2 separate regions of the Homo sapiens genome follow, and region 2 is linked to region 1. A link is an interaction called in ENCODE POLR2A ChIA-PET data of the cell type or tissue named here. Cell type or tissue: PC-3. All regions are shown on one strand. Each heading gives the region's core, and the rest is flanking DNA. Links, peaks and the distances in the headings are about the cores only.

Region 1 (5,389 bases), core at 210-5,209:
TATTAAAGTCATACTATTTTCTCAATCATCAAGAAAACTGCCTTTCTCTGTAGTCCATAAGTCCTCAATTTTGTGAGGAGGAATTTTTTTTTTTTTTTTTTTTGAAACAGAGTCTCACTCTGTTGCCCAGGCTGGAGTGGAGTGGTACAATCTCACTGCAACCTCCACCTCCCAGGTTACAGTGATTCTTGTGTCTCAGCCTCCCAAGTAGCTGGGATTACAGGCACATGCCACCATGCCCGGCTAATTGTTGTATTTTCAGTAGAGACAGGGTTTCACCATATTGCCCAGGCTGGTCTCAAACTCCTGGCCTCAAGTGATCCCCCACCTCGCCCTCCCAAAGTGCTGAGATTATAGGCATGAGCCACCATGCACAGCTAAGAAGGAATTTTTTGGATCTCCTTCCACCTTTGCTGAAATTCTAAAAAAGCTGCATTCCACTTTTAGCAGCTGTTTTCTTATGGCTGAATAAATGCCAGAGATGCCATCAGATTACTTTAATTCAACTGTCTCTCAGTTGACGAGGGCTGAACTGTCAGTTTCCTCTTGGCACAATGCAAGTAGAAAGATAGTAATAAGTGGCTGGGAGCAGTGGCTCATGCCTGTAATCCCAGCACTTTGGGAGGCCTAGGTGGGTGGATCACGTGAGGTCAGGAGTTCGAGACCAACCCGGCCAACGTACAGAAACCCCATCTCTACTAAAAATACAAAAATTAGCCAGGCATGGTGGCACTTGCCTGTAATCCCAGCTATTCAGGAGGCTGAGGCAGGAGAATCACTTGAACCTGGGAAGCGGAGGTTGGGGTGAGCCAAGATCACGCCATTGCACTCCAGCCTGGGAGACAGAGTGCAAGACTCCATCTCAAAAAAAGAAAAGAAAAGAAAAAGAAAGAAAGATAGTAATAACTCACCTGAATTTCTCGTCAGCACTTCAGGATCATGATCTCTAACACTCATCTTCTCTCTGTCACACTCAGGGTTGGGGTGCAGCCCCAGCTGAGGTCTGAGGACAGTGGGTGGATGTGGGGCAGGGAGCTGGAAGAACACTGGAGAGACAGCAGGTAAATGAGACATGGCTTTATTCAGCAGCCCCTTCACAGGGTCAGTGTTACATTTATACACTACACAAACACTAGTGGCTGAGAGCCAGGTGGGGAGCTGCTCTATGTTATGCCTACATGGCTGTGACTATATAAGACACAGGACTGTGCACTTGCACCCCAATCCCGCTGAGATGTCTAGGCTGTTTACCTCGGCCTATTCCTGCTACCCTATGCCTGCTTGGCTACAGCACAGCCATGTTCCTTACACTCTCCAAACCTGTCCCACTCTCTGCATTCTTTATGGGATGAATTGGCATTGATTTAATAGCTGGCTCAAACCTGATCCCACTTCCCCCACTCCCTCTCCCCTCACACTCAGACCTGTCACTAAGCCTGTCCAGCCCTTCTCAGCAAGTCTCACATCCATTTCCTTCCCTAATTACTAATGCTCTCACTCAGGCAGGTTATGGGAATCTCCTAACTGTATTATCTGCTTCCAGGCTGGGGCACTCCCACAGGCAAAGCTGATAATATTACTGCCTGTGTACTGCCCTTTCTGCAGACCACAGAAGGCCCTGCAGAAGAAAATTCAGTCCTCCTCAATGGGATGCAAGACCCTCCTGCAACTGGCCTCTGTTTATCTCTAAACCTGCACTGTTCAATATGGTAGCCACTAACTGATGAAACTATTTAAATTTAAATTAGCTAGAATTAAATGAAAGTTAATATTCAATTCTTCAGTTGTACTGGCCAAATGTGGCTAGAGGCTACCGTATTGGACAGTGACAATATAGAACATTTCCATCATTGTAGAAAATTCTGTTGGATACTTACCTTACCCCTACTGCACCTGAACTCAAATTTTCAAATGATCCGCACCTTTGAGCATACTGTGCTTTAGCTGAGGCAACCTCCTTTAATTGGATTACTTACCTTGCCAACGATGCCCTTCAAAACACAGATCAAATGTCATCCTATTCAGAGAAGCCTTTCCAGCCAAGCCTCCCACTCTTGTGCAAGTGATCACTTCCTCATTTGGACGCCCATTGCACTCTCTGCAGACTTCTACCATAGCGCCCCTAACACTCCATGTCACCTAGTGTTCATGTCTGTTTCCCTTTACTACAGTGTGAGCCTGGGCTGGGGTCAGGAACCCAATCTTATTCATTTTTCTAGCCCCAGCTCTAGACTAATGCCTGACATATAGGATATGCTAAGAACTAATTTTGTGAATGAATAAATATTACCAATAAATATTCTAAGGTCAAGATTTTATCAGACTTCAGAAACAAGAGAATGCCCCAATTTAAATGCCTCACTGACAGGTAAAAACTTTGAAGAGGAAATATATTTCCAGAATGATCATCGAAATACTGGATATGCTCTTTTAAGTCGCAATGTCATGCTAGAGTTGTGTTCCATTTACAACTAACCCACGAGAGGCATGACAATTGGAGTGGATAATTGAGATGGTTTGACAGGTATAGCGAGGTGTGGCTGACTGCACACGAAGGAAATTCCAGCTTCAGCAATTATTAGATACACACCTACGACATTAAAAGCATGAAGATTTGGCTAGTCAATTCAAATATTAAGTGTCTAGGCTTAAAAATATTTTATTGGGACATTTTCCATTATAAAAATAAGACATGCTCTTTATGAAAATTTGGGAGTACAAATCTGCCACCCATAGATTCATTAACAAAGGATTAATGTTGTTAACATGTTCATGTAATGACTCACCTTATCTACATTCTTACCATATCTTATGTTACTCCTTTACAGTCAACATTACAACACAGACATTTTTATATCTTATTATGGGCTGTATTTTTAATAGCTGTATAATATGCAATTGAGTGGATGTGTCATAATTTACTGAAGTATTCCCACTATTATGTAGTATATTTTCAAGTTTTCACCATTATAAATAACAGTGGAGTTATTTGAGTATAAGAATTTTTTGTATCGCATGTAATTTATTCAGATTCCCAGATGTGAAATATCTGAGTTTTTAAATATCTGCTTCATTTGCTACTTTATTCCTAGTACCTAGAACAATGCCTATCCCATGGTAGGTATTTTATTAATAATTGTTTAATGAATATGAGATGTTAATTAAGTGGAAAAAAGCTGGCTTGATATGTAGACACCAAAAGCATGTCATAGGCATGTCTTGTGACAGGTTCCAGGGAAGACTTTGTCCCCACTTTTAAAAAAATTAATAAATTTTATTTTTTAGAGCAATTTTAGGTTCACAGCAGTATTGAGTAGAAAGTACAAAGTTCCCGTCTATCCCTATCCCCACACACCTAACCTCCCTGGCTACTGACATCCTGCACCACGGTGGCACATGTTATAATTGATGAACCCATCATTATCACCTGAAGTCCATAGTTTAGGATTCACTCTTGGTGCCGTGGAATCTATGGGTTGGGACAAATGTATAAGGACAGGTATCCACCATTACAGTATCATACAGAATAGTTTTACTGTTATAAAAATGCTCTGTGCTCTATCATCCCTCCCTTCCCCCAACCCCTGGCAACCACTGATCTTTTTACTGGAGTACAATTGTTGAACCACATGGTAAGACTATGTTTAGTTTTGTAAGAAACTGCCAAACTGCTTTCCAAAGTGGCTATACCATTCTGCATTCCCACATGTCAGCAGAGAAAAGAATTCCAATTTCTTCACGTCCTTGGCAGCATTTGTTGTTGTAAATGTATTGTTTTGGCCATCCTAATAGGTGTGTAGTAGTATGTTATTGTTATTTTAATTTGCAATTCCCTAATGACATATGATGTTGAACACCTTTTCATATGCTTAATTGCCATCTATATATCTCCTTTAGTGAGATATCTGTTGAAATTTTTTGCTCATTTTAAAAGTTGGGTTTTTTGTTTCATATTGTTTAGTTTTAAGGGTTCTTTGTATGATGTGGTTAACAGTCCTTTATCACATATGTGTTTTGCAAAAATGTTATCCAAGTCTGTGGCTTGTGTTTTCATTCCCTTAACAAGGTATTTTGCAGTGCAGAAGTTTTCAATTTTCATGAAGCCCAACCTATCCATTTTTTCTTTTATGGATGATGCTTTTGGTATTCTATTAAAAAATCATCATCAAATTCAAGGTCATCTAGTTTTTTTCTGTTATATCCTATAGGTTTTATAATTTTGTGTTTTACATTTAGGTCTGTTATCATTTTGAGTTAATTTTTGTGAAGGCTATAGAGTTTGTGTCTTCATTTTTTTTTCTTTTTTTCTTTTTTGCTTCTGGATGTCCTGTTGTGCCAGCACCTTTTGTTGAAAATATTATCTTTTCTCCTTTGGATTGCCTTTGCACCTTTTTCAAAAGAATTGACTATGTCTGTGTGGGTCTATTTCTGGACTCCTTATTCTGTTCCACTGATCTATTTATTTATTCTTTGGCTTATACCACACTGTCTGGTAGCTTTTCAGTAAGCCTTGAAGTCAGGTAGTATCAGTCAGTACATTTACTTTTCATGTCTTTTCCCTCTTTTACTGTTCTAATTAAAACTTCCAGTTCAATTTTGAATAGTAGCAGTAGTAATACTCAGTTCCACTAGCTTAAAATAAATGCTTGCATTACCCCTTTAAGTATGATGTTTGCTGAAAATGAAAAAATAAATATCATTTTTCTGGTTAAGGACATCCCTTGCTCTTTCTTTCTTTCTTTTTTTTTTTTTTTTTTTTTTGAGACAGAATCTCACTTTGTTGCCAGGCTGGAGTGCAGTGGCATGATCTCGGCTCACTGCAACCTCTGCCTCCCGGGTTCAAGCAATTCTCCTGCCTCAGCCTCCCAAGTAGCTGGGACTAAAGGCATGTGCCACCACACCTGGCTAATTTTTTGTATTTTTAGTAGAGATGGGGTTTCATCGTGTTAGCCAGGATGGTCTCATCTCCTGACCTCGTGATCCGCCCACCTCAGCCTCCCAAAGTGCTGGGATTACAGGCATGAGGTACCACGCCCAGCTGAAAATTTTCATTTTAACAAGCATTCCAGGTTATTCTAGTTCAGGTGGTCCAGGGGTACACACTTTGCAAAAGTAGCTAATCTAAAATACCATGTGCAGCAAGCACTTTTCCATTTTTCAATATTATGTACAAATTCTGTCTTTGATTCTGATGGACAATGATACATGTGTGCATTAGGCATTTAAAAAAATAGGTTATCCCTGTCAGCAACTTAGTAATAAAAATGACTTGAAGTACCAAAAATGAGAGCATAGTTTATTGATACTTATAAAATTTGTAATCAATATCAGTGTTGCAGACTAATTTTTATGATCTGATTGTAATTTAGTCACATGTGATTGAAATCTG
Region 2 (5,389 bases), core at 292-5,291, 110 kb before region 1:
TGAATTTAAATTTTCCCCTCGTATAAAACATCTTATTTACAAGCAGTATTTTACTTCTGTATTCAGCCTGCTTTCCTAGTCAAAAATAGTCCTGACTTGAAATAGGTACAAATAAATAATAAAGATGTATAGCTATAACTAATATATTCTACTAAAAGCTTTAAGCAGAATATATTAAAAACTAAATCTCTGCTGGAACTATTTCTAAAACTTTTTTTATGTTACACTTAATATTCATACTTTCTTATCTTGATGCATTGGAGGAGTGCTTGTCCCTACACATACAACGCCAGACTTCCGTGGATTGTTGATGTTAGTGATTTTGTGTTGTCTTTCCTCCCTGTTTGGTTATTAGCTTTATGTATTATGTTTTCTAAGGTACTCTCGACCCACCTCATGATCCTACTCCATAGCTCCTAACCTGTTAAAGCAGAGAAAGAACTTGAGGTTATAGGGGAAAAAAAGATACTTAGCTGGTAACATTAACAACCTAAAGCAGCAGGATCTGACTTGATAGTGGCAGTTCCAGAAAAAAGGAAAGGGCTTTCTGAAGACTAATTTCCTCCATTTTCAGAAGTCTTTTTTCATTTACTTTTGGGTTTTTGGCCGGACTGAGATGGTCAAGGATAACAGAAGTAGTTAACTGCAAGTATGAATAGGGACTGAGTCTGAACTTAGTTGAACAATGCTATACATTTACTGGAAAAACAGCTGACATAAAACTAAATATAAGCAAGAAGATCAAGTTTAATGGGAATAAAACTGAGAAAGCAAGATAAACTAGACTGGTGTCTAAAGTTTGATGTTTTCGAAAAATATGACAAAAGAATAAAACAATGCTTTCATGATTTACCTGCAAATCCTGAGCACAATACAGCAATAGCTATAGCGCCAAACCCTAATAATGGATTTTGTTCCACCTGCAATATTAATTGTTAAAGTTATTTTTAGTGACTAATAAACAGAGTTCATCCAAGAGTCCAAACAAATAAATACAAAAACCTGTTACAGTCTTACTAAAAGTATATTCCACATCAGACACAGCTATTCTACAGAATAAGACAACTAAACAAAAAGACCATTCCAGAAATTAACCAGGGCACTTGGCTTAAGTGAAAAATGTGTCCCTCAAATCACAGCCATAGTATATGCTTAATATAATATGTGCCCACTGTTTCCTAATACCAATAAGCACTCTAGCATGAACTTTTGAACAGGCCAAGTCAGCATACTACTTAATTTTAATTTCTATTATCACTCTAATTTAAGAGCTTATAGCATCAATCCTGAAAATGATAACAATTTAACTTATTTATTCCTCATCACCTACAGGATACAGTGCTGCCTCTTAAGACTCCCCAATTTATTGAATTTTTAGTATACCTTCTGTGTACCAGATACATTGTCTATACACACTGCTGTGGTTTGAATGTCAACTTCAAAACACATGTTGAGATTTAATTGCCGTTCTAACAGTATTAAGAGGTGGGCATTTAAGAGATGATTAGGTCATGAAGGCTCTGTCCTCAAGAAGGGATTGATGCCATTACTGAGGGAATGAGTTAGTTATTGAGGGAGCAGGTTTCTGATAAAAAGGATGAGTTCAGCCCACTTCCCTCTGTCACATGGGATCGCTTCTGCCTTCTGCCATAGAATGAGCCTCACCAGATGCCAGCACCGTGTTCTGGACTTCCCAGCCTCCAGAACCATGGGCCAAATAAACTTCTGTTTTTTATGAGTTACCCACTCTGCGTATTCTGTTATAGCAGCAGAAAATGGACTAAGATACATACTAAATGAATAAAGAAGATTACAATACACAGCTCTGTTATGTATAGGCAAAATTGACAAGTATATATAACCAAAATAGTGTGAGACCAGTGCTCACAGATCCAAGTATATGGGTCCTAACCCTCTGTTTCACTTTATTTTCTCTTTCTTTTCTAAACTGTCAGGAGCTTTCATCAGTCTTTCCTGAAAGATAAATACTATCTCAATAGTATCACTGAAATTAGAGGGTTGAGATTCATGACTGTAATATGACAAGGAAGTATATACCTTGTTCAAAATAAATAAGCCTGATATAAGAAAAGTGCCACTTTATGGTACCTGAGAGAGCAAGCTTGGTCTAAATTGTTTGCATGAAGATAAAAGGAGAAACAGAAGACACTGTAGACCAGTGGTTCTCAAAGTATGGACCCTGGATCAGCAGCAGTGGCACCACTGGGGGTTTGTTAGAAATAAAAACTGTCAGGCTCTACCCCAGACCTACTGAACCATAAACTATGGGAATGGGCCTAGCAATCTGTTTCAACCAACCTTCCAGTTGATTCTGATGTACGCTAAAGTTTGAGAACCACTGCTATAGACTATACATTATTAACAAGTATACTTTCCTATAATACAAATTTCAAGACTGGCATAGATAGAATAAAATCATAGTGTGAGATACCACCTATCCCAACATCTGCTGGGAAGCTCCAACTGCTAAAAATAGAGTGCCTGATAAATTCTTGACTTAGTTTCCTGCCAGTTGAATGTCTCTACAGTTAGGAAAAATAGTGATGGAAACAGCTTATCTGGACTTGATTCTGACAAGAAACTGCTGGGTGATGAAGTAGATGTGATGGGAACTTTGGCAGAAAGCAACCATGTGATCTGAGCATGAGCCAAACACAGCACAGTTAAGAGACATGTGCTCCAGTCCTGAATAAATCAAAACTCAAAAATGTAAAACTTCAAGTTAGAATTCCATGGCTCGTGAGAAGAACATTCAAGAGAGATTAAGAGTTACTGAAGAAGGAGGTTCTGGTGAAAAGTAAAAAAAAGAATACATAAGGAAATCAACATATCTAAATAAGGGCATCTTCACTGAATTCTGATTTTACAAGAACAAAGCCGAAGTACAGATCACCAAGAGGAATCTAACCAGGAATTTAAGAATAGTATCAAGAAATCGAAAACTCAGAATAAGTGGAGGCTTGCAAAAAATCCTGTAAGGCATTAAAGAAAGCTTTTTTTTTTTTTTTTCTTTTTGAGACAGGATCTTGTGGTATAATCATGGTTCACTACAGCCTCAACCTCCTCGGCTCAAGTGATCCTCCCACCTCAGCTTCCCAAGTAGCTGGGACTACAGGCATGCATCACCACATCTAGCTAAGTTTTAAATTTTTTTGTAGAGACATGGTCTCACTATATTACCCAGGCTGGTCTTGAACTCCTGGGCTCAAGCAATTCTCCCCGCCTAGACTACCTAGCTAAATAAATTTAAAAGACTATCAAGAAAAGTAGGTGAGTTAGTGTATATAAAGCATTTAGATAATGCTAGTATTTAGTGCATTATAAATGATTGCAGCTGTTATTGTTACATTGATTACCAGCAAAATGTTAGAACAGATTTAGAGATGACTTGTACTTAAAAAGCTTAATGGTCATCAGTGGAAAATAGTGTGACTTCACCAAGTGTGAAACATACCAGATTTCCTTACTGAAAGGACTCCTAATGTTAAGTGATGAGGGGAATTCCATAGAGATAATGTTTGGCAAAAAATGTGACAGACTTGCATATTATTGTTATTATTATTATTATTGAAACAGAGTCTCGCACTATCACTCGAGCTGGTGTGCAGTGGCGCGATCTCGGCTCACTGCAACCTCTGCCTCCCAGGTTCAAGCGATTCTCCTGCCTCAGCCTCCTGAGTAGCTAGGATTACAGGCGCCTGCCACCACGCCCAGCTAAGTTTTTGTATTTTTAGTACAGACGGGGTTTCACCATGTTAGCCAGGCTGGTCTCGAACTCCTCACCTGGTGATCTGCGACCAGCCACATAATATTTTTATAGACAACACAGAACTGTAGTGAGGATAAAGGTACAATCCGTAAGTGTGTGAATGCTCATACAGAAAAATGGTAGTTAATTGAACAAAATCAAGCTAGGCCATCAACCAATACCAACTTGCCAGGCATATAGATAAGCCACGTTAGAAACAGATCCTCCAGCCGTAGTCAAGTCTTCAGTTGACTGCAGCCCTAGCCAGTATCTTGACTGCAACCTCAAGCCAGAACCAGCTAGCTAAGGCACCCTCAAATTCCTGACCCATAAAAACTATGAGAGATGATATGTTCAGTAAGCAAGAAAAAGATCAAGCTAGAGAGAATTCTAAAGGTACAGCCACAGAACTCTGGTCCTGTTCTACCTAAAATTTTCATTAAAGACCCAGAAGGCATATTTTTTTTGACTCTGGAAAGCGTAATACCCAAAGGAGAAGCTAATAATGGGTAAGAACTGGAAATAACTCAAGGGGCTGAGCAATGACCCAAAGCTAACAAGAAGAGCTTAATAAATACAAACTCAACCTGCATTCTGGTTTAGAATAAGCCAGAGTTTGAGTTCTAGTGTCAATGAGAGTCTATTCCAGTCCTGACACTTGGAACCCACTTAACCAGTAGTGGAGGAGTGCATGGCAGTGCAGACAGATTGAGGGAACAGTGGGGTGAGAGGGATACAAGATACATTTGAGACAAACTATTTGGGTGACACAGTTACATGTAGTGGTTTATGATCAATTGTAAAATAGATACTTTGCCTGCCCCCCAGAAATTAACAGTCATGTACCACATAATGACATTTCAGTCCATGATGAACCACATATAAAACAGCGGTCCTGTAAGATAAAACTATATTTGTGCCTTTTCTATGTTTAGGTACGCTAAACTTACCACTGTGTTACAACTCGCTACAGTATTCAGCACAGTAACATGCTGCAGAAGTTTGTAGCCTAGGAACAATAGGCTATATACTGTACAGCCTAGATGTGTAGTAAGTAGTCTATACCATCTAGATTTGTGTAAGTATACTCCATGATGTTTGCACAACAGTGAAATCACCTAATGATGCATCTCTCAGAACCCTGAACTTACATTCTTTGTTAAGCGATGCATGACTGTATAACAAGTCTCCGGTATTCAGAACAAAGGGGTAATTACCAAACTGTGCCTCGTATTACTTAGACAACATTGGGAGACAGTGGGGTTTTAGGATATATTGAGAAATAATGACAGATGAATGCATCTAGGAGAAAAATATAAGGAAAAGTGTAGGGGCAGAAGGCAGGGATCAGGAAGTCTGTCTAGAAACCATATTATAGAAAGAAACAGTAGGGTTTTAATTGGGGAAGGAGGGGACCTGGAGGGTGGGGATATGATACTGTTCACAAGCACTGTACATCCCAGCCGCCTTCCATTCCTAAGAGAACCATAGTCTGTTTGCTAAAAGTTAGAGTAAATATTCAACTGTAGGAAACTCCTGACCTTCACAAAACTATTCACTGGCATCCCATTTCCTGTTTCTCTTTGGGGAAATAACTGATTGAGGCATACAATGTAAGAA

Evidence for each region. Peaks named below come from ENCODE experiments on the same cell type or tissue, not always from the same donor. Only the 100,000 strongest peaks of a DNase experiment are listed, where the experiment ranks them.
Region 2: POLR2A ChIA-PET joins it to region 1 with 10 read pairs; 6 of 35 experiments call an interaction of 5 or more read pairs at or near these places.

What each region holds. Positions count from the first base shown.
Region 1 is chr6:87,393,900-87,399,288 of GRCh38, reverse strand. LINC01590 (long intergenic non-protein coding RNA 1590) reads right to left here and starts at 2,165. Exons shown (of 2, transcript NR_026784.1): 1 at 912-2,165. In PC-3, for the core only: no CTCF peak of the experiment used is centred there; no DNase peak of the experiment used is centred there.
Region 2 is chr6:87,501,913-87,507,301 of GRCh38, reverse strand. SLC35A1 (solute carrier family 35 member A1) reads right to left here. Exons shown (of 8, transcript NM_006416.5): 5 at 854-920. Among named protein-coding and RNA genes, the nearest start is that of SLC35A1, 32 kb to the right of the region's middle. In PC-3, for the core only: no CTCF peak of the experiment used is centred there; no DNase peak of the experiment used is centred there.